2 separate regions of the Homo sapiens genome follow, and region 2 is linked to region 1. Evidence: chromatin loops called from intact Hi-C (ENCODE). Cell type or tissue: B cell. All regions are shown on one strand. Links, peaks and the distances in the headings refer to the core of each region. The heading gives the core; the rest is flanking DNA.

The links. Peaks named below come from ENCODE experiments on the same cell type or tissue, not always from the same donor. Only the 100,000 strongest peaks of a DNase experiment are listed, where the experiment ranks them.
Region 2: it touches region 1 in a loop (2.4-fold over the local background); 1 of 110 quality-filtered maps calls a loop at or near these places.

The regions. Positions count from the first base shown.
Region 1 is chr1:108,072,675-108,078,063 of GRCh38, reverse strand. It overlaps LINC02785 (long intergenic non-protein coding RNA 2785), which reads right to left. Exons shown (of 4, transcript XR_001738173.3): 3 at 5,367-5,389; 4 at 2,673-3,671. Among named protein-coding and RNA genes, the nearest start is that of LINC02785, 11 kb to the right of the region's middle. In B cell, for the core only: no CTCF peak of the experiment used is centred there; a DNase peak (open chromatin) is centred at 2,843; H3K27ac peaks cover 2,544 bases.
Region 2 is chr1:107,979,274-107,984,662 of GRCh38, reverse strand. All of the region lies in intron 1 of VAV3-AS1 (VAV3 antisense RNA 1), which reads right to left. Among named protein-coding and RNA genes, the nearest start is that of VAV3, 17 kb to the right of the region's middle. In B cell, for the core only: no CTCF peak of the experiment used is centred there; no DNase peak of the experiment used is centred there.

The sequences.
Region 1 (5,389 bases), core at 168-5,167:
ATTGGATTCAGTGGTCAATGTCCAACGATTGATGTTTATAGTGAAACTACCTGTTTTCTACTCGAGTTTTAAGCCTTATTCTAGATTGTGTGCTATGCTGTTTACAAATGGACTTAAACATTCTCATTTATTAAAGATCTATAATTTCATAGAAAAATCATGTGTTCTGAATTGTGAATCAAAAGCTATGGCACCCGCTATCCTCACATGGAGAGATCCTGGATAGGTGGGCCAGATGACCATGGCCCATAGAATCAAACTTCAGTGAGTAAGAATTCATCAAATTGTAAAAATTAGTGAGTCCATAAGCTGCAAGTATAAACTTTAGCCCATCCTCAGATATAGGCATCCTCATGTTTACCTCCCTTTTAGGCCTTTGGGAATAGATCACCCTCCTATTCAAATAGATTGCTCATTATAAGTGGTGAAAATTTAAAGACCAAAATGTTTCGCTGTGAAGTGAGGTAAAGGGGAAAGAGTCCCTATTGGTATCTAAGATGCTATAATTGGAGGCAAGTGGCTAAGTTGAGGTGAGTGGCAAATGATGAGTCTGGAATAATGGCCCTTTAATTTTGGTCTTCATCAGAATCATTCAGAAGAATCGTTAAAAAATACAAATTTCCAGACACTACAAAAGTGGATATATGCAAAGAAGTACATAAAAAGATGCTCTAACATCATGCATCATTAGGGAATTGCAAATTAAAACAATGGTATATCACTACACATATGTTAGAGTGACTAATATCTTTTAAAAAACAAACCCAATAACACTAAATGATCGTGAGGATGCAGAGCAACAGAAACTCTTATTGATTGCTAGTGGGAATGCAAAATGGTACAGCCACTTTGGAAGACAGGCAGTTTCTTACAAAGCTAAACATAATCTTATCATACTATTCAGCAATCATACTCCTGGGTATTTACTCAATTGAGCTGAAAGCTTATGTTCACAAACCTGCACGCAGATGTTTATAGCAGCTTTACTTATAATTGTAAAACCTAGAAATAATAAAGATGTCCTTTAATAGATGGATGGATAACCAAACTGTGGTAGATCCATACAATGGAATATCATTTAGCAATAAAAAGAAATTAGCTATCAAACTACAAAAGAACATGGAGGAAGCTTAAATGCATACAGGTAAGTGAAAGATGCCAGTCTAAAAAGGCTACTTTCTCATTCCAACTGTATGACATTCTGGAAAGGACAAATCCGTATAGACAATAAAAAGATCAGTGGTTTGTCCAGGACTTGGGGTGGGAGAAAGCATGAATACATGAAGTACAGGGATGTTTTAGGGCAGTAAAACTATCTTGTATGATACTGTGACAATATATACATGATATTATGCATTTGTCAAAACCCATATGACTTTACAACATAAAGAATAAGCCTTAATGTATGCAAATTTAATAAATAATTTAGGAGGTCAGGGATCCCAGGAGAAAATGCAGACTGTGGCAAGAGAATCTAATTGTATTATAAATGTATAAAATGCCCTCACTCCCAGCACTTTGAGAGACCTAGGCAGGTGGATCACCTGAGGTCAGGACTTCAAGACCAGCCCGGCCAATGTGATGAAACCCGTGTCTACTAAAACTACAAAAATTAGCTGGGCGTGGTGGCAGCCACCTGCAATCCCAGCTACTTGGGAGGCTGAGGCAGGAGAATTGCTTGAACCCAGGTGGCGAAGGTTGCAGTGAGCTGAGACTGTGCCACTGCACTCCAGCCTGGGAGACAGAGTGAGACTCCATCTCAAAAAACAAATAATAATAATATTTTTATTATAATTATATATATAATATTTTTATTATAATTATATATATCATAATAATATTTCATTCCCTGAAGGGAGAAAAGGCACTGACATAGGTAACTTTGGAAATGAATGGGGTGTATAAGGCTAAAGGCACATTAAGTAGTGTATTTTATTTTAAAAAGTTGTTTCTCATGGAAGTATTAACAATTCTGATACTGCTATACATGTCTGCTGGAATTGAACAATTAATTTTTTGTAAAAGAATTTGCAGATGGTGGGAGCCAGGTTCCTTACTGTTTGAGTGGGAGATGATAGGTAAGTGAGAGAATGATCCATGTGGTAATGGAGTAGAGTTGATGACATCGGTAAGAACTCATGTTTAACTTAAAGTAGATACAGGTGTTTCCAAGCTGTATATTTACACACACAGCTTCTTATATGCACATGTATTTCTTTGCTCTGTGAGCTGACAAGGTGTAAAAGAAATGACATCCAGTAGTAAGGAGCACACCAAGCACTCAAATCTTGGTTTCTTATACTATTCTTCAATAAAAGGCGCCAGGGCTATTTGGAGAAATGGTTGATTCTAGGACTGGGGCAGTGACTACATGAAATGACTGTAGAGCATTTTGTAGTGCCAGAAGGTAAGTAAATACTCAACACACACACACACACACAGACACACACACACACACACACAGATGGGGTACGTCAAAAGTGTACATGAGCTAACTGAAAGAGCTCCCACTGGCCAAAGCTAGCATATTTTGAGAAACAACATAAATAAAGTCACTTTAGAGTATAACCCAAAGTATAAAATAAATATCTATGAGTCCATACTGACATAAAGAAATTATTGAATAAAGCAATAAATTATAGAGAGGAGATAAATCTCCTATGCAGGAAAACTCCAAATTATGTAGATTACATCCTAATGGAGGGGGAGCATAACTCCCCATTCCTTAGGTGTGGGCTGCATATAGTGACTTCCTTCCAATGAATACGTTATGAAAAGGGGAAATGAAAGAGTAACGTTACGACGTAGAAATCTGTCTAATACTACTGAAGCCAAATGCTCAAGGTCAACCACACCCATAAGTCATGTGACAACATGTACCCTTTATAGACTATGATGACAGTGGTTCTTTACCTCTGTGATCCTCCTTCCCCAAACTCATAACTCGAGACTAATACATCAGACAAATTCCAATATAGGGCAATTCTACAAAACACTTGAATATTACAGTACTCCTTAAAACTGTCAAGATCACCAAAAACAAGGGAAGTCTGAGAAATGGTCACAGCCAAGAGCAGCATAAGGAGACATATTAACTAAACACACAATATGGGATCCTGAATTGGATTCTAGAACAGAAAAAAGGCATTAGGTAAAATCTAAGGAAATTGAAGTAAACTATTGCCTTTTGTTAATAATAATATATTAATATCGGTTCCTTAATTGCAACAAAGGTACCATACTAATGTAAGATGTTAATAGGGGAAACTCTATGTGTGTGTGTGGATAACCTTCTGTATTATTGCCTTAATTTTCTGTAAGTCTAAAACTGTTCTAAAAAATAAAGTCTATTAATAAAAACACCAACTTTAAAAATACACATTTCCAGATCCACCACCCAGGTAATTCTGATGATATACATCAAAGCATGAAAACTACTTACCTAAAAAATGCTTCAAAAGCAGGAGAAGGGTTAAATTTCAGACCTGTTACTGGACCAATAATTTTTAAAAATCTATAAAGCAACCACAGCAAATATAACATATTGGTAAAATTTTCTGGAATTCTGTATTTATGATTTTTTTTTTGACATCTGTGTCCTCAGCTGAGTGGGTCAGGTGCAAGAAGCTGTCTGACACTGGAAGGCCAAGTAGACACTGGAAGGCAAAGCCCTGTGGAGAGGAGGTGAGGGAAACGTGTGGGTTCCAAATCTCCTGCGGTTGCCTATTTCTTCCTACAATTTAGGGGTTATACACAGCTAGTGGGATTATTTGTTACTGTATGAGATTTGTTTTAAAAACTGTCATGAACAGTATGTAATAATAAAAATACTCCTGACTTCCAGAAGTCAACAATTTTCATTTTTCTTCACTGGCTATTGATTATTGAATGACAAGATAATAAAAACAAAAGCTATTGGAAGAAATAATTGGCTAAGCATCCTCTCTTCCCTTGGATAAAAGCAACCTATACTTTATTCCTCTGAAGTTTAGTAATGGAAGACGATCATCTAAAACTCATTCTTTAAAAACAACAACAACAACAACAAAACAAGCAAATAGGTAAGCTGTGTTAAAACTGTAGGATAGATAAGCATGGGTCCTTAAGGATGGAAACATCTGACTTATGAATGCCTTATCCATACAAAGGTCAACCTATGCTTATCACCAAATCTAAAAGACAGATGTCCCCAAGACAGGGAGTTCTATCCTCTTGCAAACCACGTGGCCTGTGGCCAATAAGCCTCCACAGCAGTGATTCTCAAAGTGTAGTTCCAGGACTGGCTGCCTTAGCATCACCTGGAAACTTGTTAGAAATGCAAATGCTGGGGTCCCATCTCTACCTTAACCACTTCTGGAACTCTGGAGTGGGGTCCAAAATGTGTGGGATAACATCCCCTCCAGGTAATTCTGATGCACTAGAGAACCACCAATCTAACAGATGGGAGTGAAATCCTCTCTGTATCATGAATTCCCTTCTTTCATATACTCCAGACACTGTCACCAAAGTAACAAAGAGAGTTCTAGAGGATCAGGAAAGAAGGTTATTTTCTCTTTGCCTGGAAACAATTTTTTTCACTCAAAGAATGCTTTATAAATAGAGAATAGATAGGGATCTTAGTAAGGTCCACATAAGTTTCTCTTGTCCACAACATGACTGATAGAGAATCAGATAGGGATCTTAGAAAGGTCCACAGAAGTTTCTCTTATCCACAGCATGACTGAAGTACTCATACCGATCTGATCACCATTTAGAAGGTTTGGGATCTTAGAGTTGTGGCATGTCTGTTTGCCATATCAGTAACGCTATCCCTTCTACAGGTTTGTTTGCAACAAGGGAAGTTTTGTTATAGGTGACAAAAATTCAAAGGTAAAAGGAAATCACATTTCCTCAATTTTAAGATGAGTAGTTGTTAATAAGCTAATATCTCTGAAATAAAGATGCACCTTACAATTTGGTGTACTTTCAGTGTGCTGGGTTTCTCACCAAACCCTCTAAAATGACTTTTAGATGAAAAATGTGTCTTGCACTTGACATCTTAGAACTGAGGAAATGTAGTAGTCAGAACGTCATTGAGCAATGGGCTTGCTGTCTGATGCACATAGAAGCCAATGATATGGCACCAGTTTTTGAGGAAAGAAAAGATTTGTTGTGAGGTCCACCTATAAGAAGACAGGAGGATAACTCAAATCTGTCTCTCTAATCTGGGATTTGCAGCAAGTTTTATCACTTAAGGAGGGTAGATTGGTATGCAGAAGCACTGGCAGGGGAGGTTTTTATTATTGGAGGATCTTTAAGTAACTATTTATGGTAAGGCAAGGGGAAGGGTCTTATCAGTGAACATTCCTAGAAAACGAACTGCTCACTTTTGAAAGTGTTTAGGTGCTTG
Region 2 (5,389 bases), core at 129-5,128, 93 kb after region 1:
CACGTGTGTGTCATCAGTTGATCTTAGATTCTGGCATCAGATAGACCTGGGTTTGAATGCCTGTACTGCTACTTACTGGCTTGGGTTCATGACTGTGGCCAATTTAACTAATCGTCATCAGCTTTAATTAAAAAAGCTTAATAAAATCCGCCTTCCAGAATTGTAGTGAGGAATCTGAATAATACATATGACTGCCTGGCATATGGTTAAGGTAAGCCAGGCAGTGGGACCAGAATGAGAATGACATAAAAGCAGCTATGGAGAGGGAAAGGAAGAAGAAAGGCTATGGTTAAAACCTAAGGCAGTTAATAGTCAAATGTGAACAGCAAACAATTACCAGGGAGTTTTCAAGGGCCTTTTGTATTTTAAAGACCTTTATGCAAGTAACTGTCATCTTTTCTTTTCTGGGGTTATTAGTCCTTGTTCTTTAGTCTTTCCTCCTAATCATCACTTTCCAAACCTTTAATTATCATTATGGCTTCTCTCCACAGTTTCATATTTCTCTCTCTGGTTGTAAACCCCAAGAGTTTGAACAGTACTCTGTGCCCATGGAGAGGGTGGGAATAACAGTGGCATCATACTTGTTTTCCCCTTTACTTTCTAACTATTTAAGAGAGATAGAAGCGAGTGGTAGAGACAAGTAAATACATGTGTCTTGGCTGGGCGCAGTGGCTCACGCCTGTAATCCCAGCACTTTGGGAGGCCGAGGCGGGCGGATCACCTGAGATCAGGAGTTTGAGACCAGCCTGACCAACATGGAGAAACCCCGTCTCTACTAAAAAAAATACAAAATTAGCCGGGTGTGGTGGCACATGCCTGTAATCCCAGCTACTCGGGAGGCTGAGGCAGGAGAATCGCTTGAACCCAGGAGGCGGAGGTTGCCATGAGATTGTCCCACTGCACTCCAGCCTGGGCAACAGTGAGACTCTGTCAGAAAAAAAAAAAAAAATACATGTGCCTTAATATATGCTACCGACAAAGCATGCCACAGGGAGCTGGTGTATTGATGAATGCAAACGCTTTCAGCGTGCCTACTGTGTGCTGGGCACTGTTCCAAGTACTTTACACATATTAACTTATTAACCTCATAGCAACTCAATCCAATAGGTTTCAATAGGGGTCTACTTTATCCCCACTCTGTAGACCAAAGCACAGGAAGATGAGATAACACATCCAAATTTCCAGAACTAGCAAGTGACAGAACCAGGAGTTGAACCTAGCCAGAACCTAGGCAATCTGGCTTCAGTAAAGGCATCTGTAACCACTATGCTATGCTACATCATACTAGTTGAAGGCAGGAAGTCTTGAGTACTTGAATAAAGAGTTTGAAAAACGTGTAGAAGTTTATTTGACAGGCTAAGAATGGGAGTGAGAATGAGTAGTTTTAAGATGAAGGACAACGGCAAATAGAAGGTTGGAGTAGAAAAGAGCCAATGGTCTCTGCTGTATTGGAGAAGTGGAAAATAAGGTCGGATTGATGAATTGGAGCCAAGTTATTTCACACAGTGTATTATATTATCATCTTTTATGAAGAGTCTACAATAGGGTAGGCTACGAGGAACCACTGAAGATTCAGAGCTAGGAAATCTGATGAGAAGTAGACAGCGTGGGAAGAATGAATTTAACAAAGTTACAGACCATGCCTAAGAGGATAAGGCAAAGATGAAAACAAACAGACAATGCTTGGTGATAATTTGGAGGAAAACAATGTAGTCAAATTTTCCATAATTTTGAGTCTAATGGACTGAGAGAGAGTGGGAGTGCCTATAGAACCAGAATTTTGCATTGGGACAAACTTTACAAATAATCTAGCCCAATTTACTTAGTAGGAAAACAACAAAACACAACAAAACAAACAAGCAAACAAAAACCCACCAAGATCCAAGAGATTATCCCATGTCATACAGCCAGATGTAAGGGAGGCTGAACTAGAACCCTGGTTTTCTGCTCTCAGTCTCCTGTGTTTACCGTTATATTGAGCTGGTGGACTCTTGCTGGAACTTACGACATTGCTTCAGCAAGCAAACATCATTATGACCAGCTATTTGGCTAAAATGGGAAGGAAATTGAGAAGAGGAGCCATTCCGTGGGAAATTTCCTGGGTCATTTTTGGATGGAAAGGGTAGAACTGGGCTGCACACAATTATTTTGTACTTACAATTTCTCTGAATATAGAAAGGGAATGTCAACTCTGCTGTTAAAGTTCTTTCTCAGAATTTAGCAGATTTGGATGAATACTGATGAAAACCAGTTTATTTTTAATTTTTATTTATTTATTTATTTGAGACAGGGTCTCACTCTGTCACCCAGGCTGGAGTGCTGTTAAAGTTCATTCTTGGAATTTGCAGATTTGGATGAATACTGATTAAAACGAGTTTATTTTTTATTTTTGTTTATTTAATTTTTTTTTTTTTTGAGACAGGGTCTCACTCTGTCACCCGGGCTGGAGTGCAGTGGCAAGATTGGAGCTTGCTGCAGCCTCGACCTAATGGGTTCAAGTGATCCTCTGGCCTCAGCCCCTTGAGGAGCTGGGACTACAGGTGTGCACCACCACGCCTGGGTAATTTTTGTATTTTTAGTAGAGTCGGGGTTTTGCCATGTTGCCCAGGCTGGTCTTGAACTCCTGGGCTCAAATGATCCACCCGCCTCAGCCTCCCGAAATGCTAGGATTAGAAGTGTGAGCCGCTGCACTCAGCCAAAACCAGTTTATTTTTAAGGGAGAGCATTTTTTCTTTTCACTTCCAGAGATTCAGAACTTTAGATATTATGCATGAAATTTCACTAAGAATCGAAATGATAACTATTCACATAGAAACTGTGCAAAACTCACTTTCATTTAGGGAGTATATTAATTACTAATCACTGTATATCCTGATAATTCTTCCTAACTCTCTGTTGAATTTCTGATGCACTTTATATTCTGAGATAATTAGGTAGAGTCAGAAGATAGCAATGTGTAATCTTTGTTCTATTGGATTAATTTATTACTTTCCTTCTACATCGAAGCCTCAGGGTTTAAAAAACTTCATAATTGAATATTTATTCCTTATTTAATTGAAGTTACAAATTCCGCATCTAAAATAAATCAAGATAAGGTAATCCATGTTGACATGAAAGTTTTCTTTAAACATGTGTTGGTGGGAATTTGGGGGCACCGGTTTTACTTTATGGGAAAAAACCCTTTTGATCTCACTCCGTGAACTTTATAAATTGTAATGTGAAACCATGTTCTTGATGAGAGCCTAACTGCTGTAGAGCCACGAGAGCTACAAAATCGATTTTTATGTTTCAGTGAAATGGATTTTACTTTTCTTGACCATTGAGCAAAATCTCTCTGTTCTACATTGAAATGAAATATATTATTCGGTCACTTCTTCTTGCAGTTGAAAACATCTCTGTCTCTTGTTAAAAGCAGTTTTTAATAGCAGAGGAATTGCTTCCTTATTATACAAAATGTATGAAAGATAAGGGGAAGAGAAAAAAGAAAATAAGAGAGTAGCAATTGCCATATAAATTTTTAATAAAAGATTTAAACTTCTGACTCCCTAAAAATTAGAAAAAGAACCAAGCTTCAAACTGAGAGCAGCATTTATTTCTAATATTAAACATAATGACTGTGGGTAACTATTTTTCCCCTGGGAGCCTCAGTGAAGTAAACCATTTACTTTTCATCGGTGCTTCTGGAAAGGAAATATTATTTCATTTGAAATCATTCATTTTAAAATTATTTGACTTGGACTTTAGCCCTGTTATTTTTGTAGCATAAAATAATATTTTTAAAGAAATATTTTTTAGGTTTGATTTGATTCATCATTTTCTTAATTGGAAAGATTCCTTATAATTTTATAATTAATGTTGGTTAAAAAAGAAAAGAAGATGTCTAGATAGGTTAAACAGGGAGTCTTCCCTAAATGAGGCTGAAATTATTAGCTCAAACATTATTAGGAAAATAATAGAAATGTTTATGCCTAAAAGTATATGACTCAAAAAAGTATCCCTACCAAAAATGTATCAGCAGGGCTAGGTAGGTATCCTTTTAAGCACTATACTTTTCTTAAAAAAAAATTGTCTTAGATAAACAGAATCCAATTGAATACAAGTGGGAATATTTCTTTGGTTTTTAAAAAGGAAGGTATAGAATGATTTGCTCTAGATTTTCATACATGGGTGGGGACAGTGTGAGGACCGGAGGACCTGCCAAAATGGAAGCGAGTTCTCTGAGTCCATCACCCTATCTTTCTTGAAATTCTCTCCTATCTTGATTTCTGAGCTACAGTGTAACCTGTGTACTAGAGGAAAGAAAGAAGTATTTTCTGTGCTGCTTTAGTCATAATTTTGATTTTAAATTCTCCTCTCTGGGCTCAGATTTTGAGATGGGTTTAGAGAGAAGTGCAAATGCGTACAGAGATGGGTGAGAGTTTCTTGGAGGTAGGTGTCATTCTTCCTAGTGGCACTCAGAGAATAAGAGGAATTGTTCCAGCAGGGAATAGCATGAGAGCAACTACAAGGGTCAGGGACCTTGGGAGGGAGGAGAGAGCACTGAGGTATAATAGCAATGAGGGGGTTCGTGTCATCAGTCTTAACAGGAAGAGAGGCTGCTCAGGGAACTGGAAATGTGGCTTGTAATGCCACTGACCCTGTGGCCATTTACATAAATGTAGGTGCTGTTCTTACCAGGTAGGGGAGAAAGTGCAGCTTTGGACACAAAGTTCCAATGTGCACATGGCCAAAAGGCAATCACAAGGATAACAAATACATTCTCTACAGCTAGGAATAATAGCATGCTTTATTTTGGATGTGTACTTTCAGAAAGCATTAGATAGTGAACAAAGTCAGAAGGAAATTGCAAACTCTGTGAAGAATAAGATTTTTGTCTGTCTTATTTACCCCTAACTCTCTAGCAATAGAAAAAAAGGGTTGTCTATAAATATTGACCCATAAATGAAGTAATTGTCACAGACGAATTGGAATCCTAGAAGGGGAACGAATGAATTCGGACAAGGAAAATCAACCCTTAAAGCAGAATCAAGACCTGTTTATAGCTGTTGCTATCAGAGCTCTCCTAATCTCTGGGGAGGAGGAATTATACTTCAACAAGACCACAACTGTATGAAACCTATGTAATAGGCCTAAACTAATATTTCATGAAGCAGGTATGGTTTGCCACTAAGGTGCCCCAAATATTTTTCACTTATTTCTTTTTTCCATTAAAGATCAAATTTAAAGAACATTTTTGGGCTCTATAAGTCAGATATTGAATCAGGGTTGGCCCCAAGTGATTATCCAGAAATTGCTACAGAAATGACATGGCAGTGGTTTCTACCCATTTAGCATCAGTCAAAGGCAATTGTATAAAGGGCATCCTCACAGGGACTGACACTAAATGATC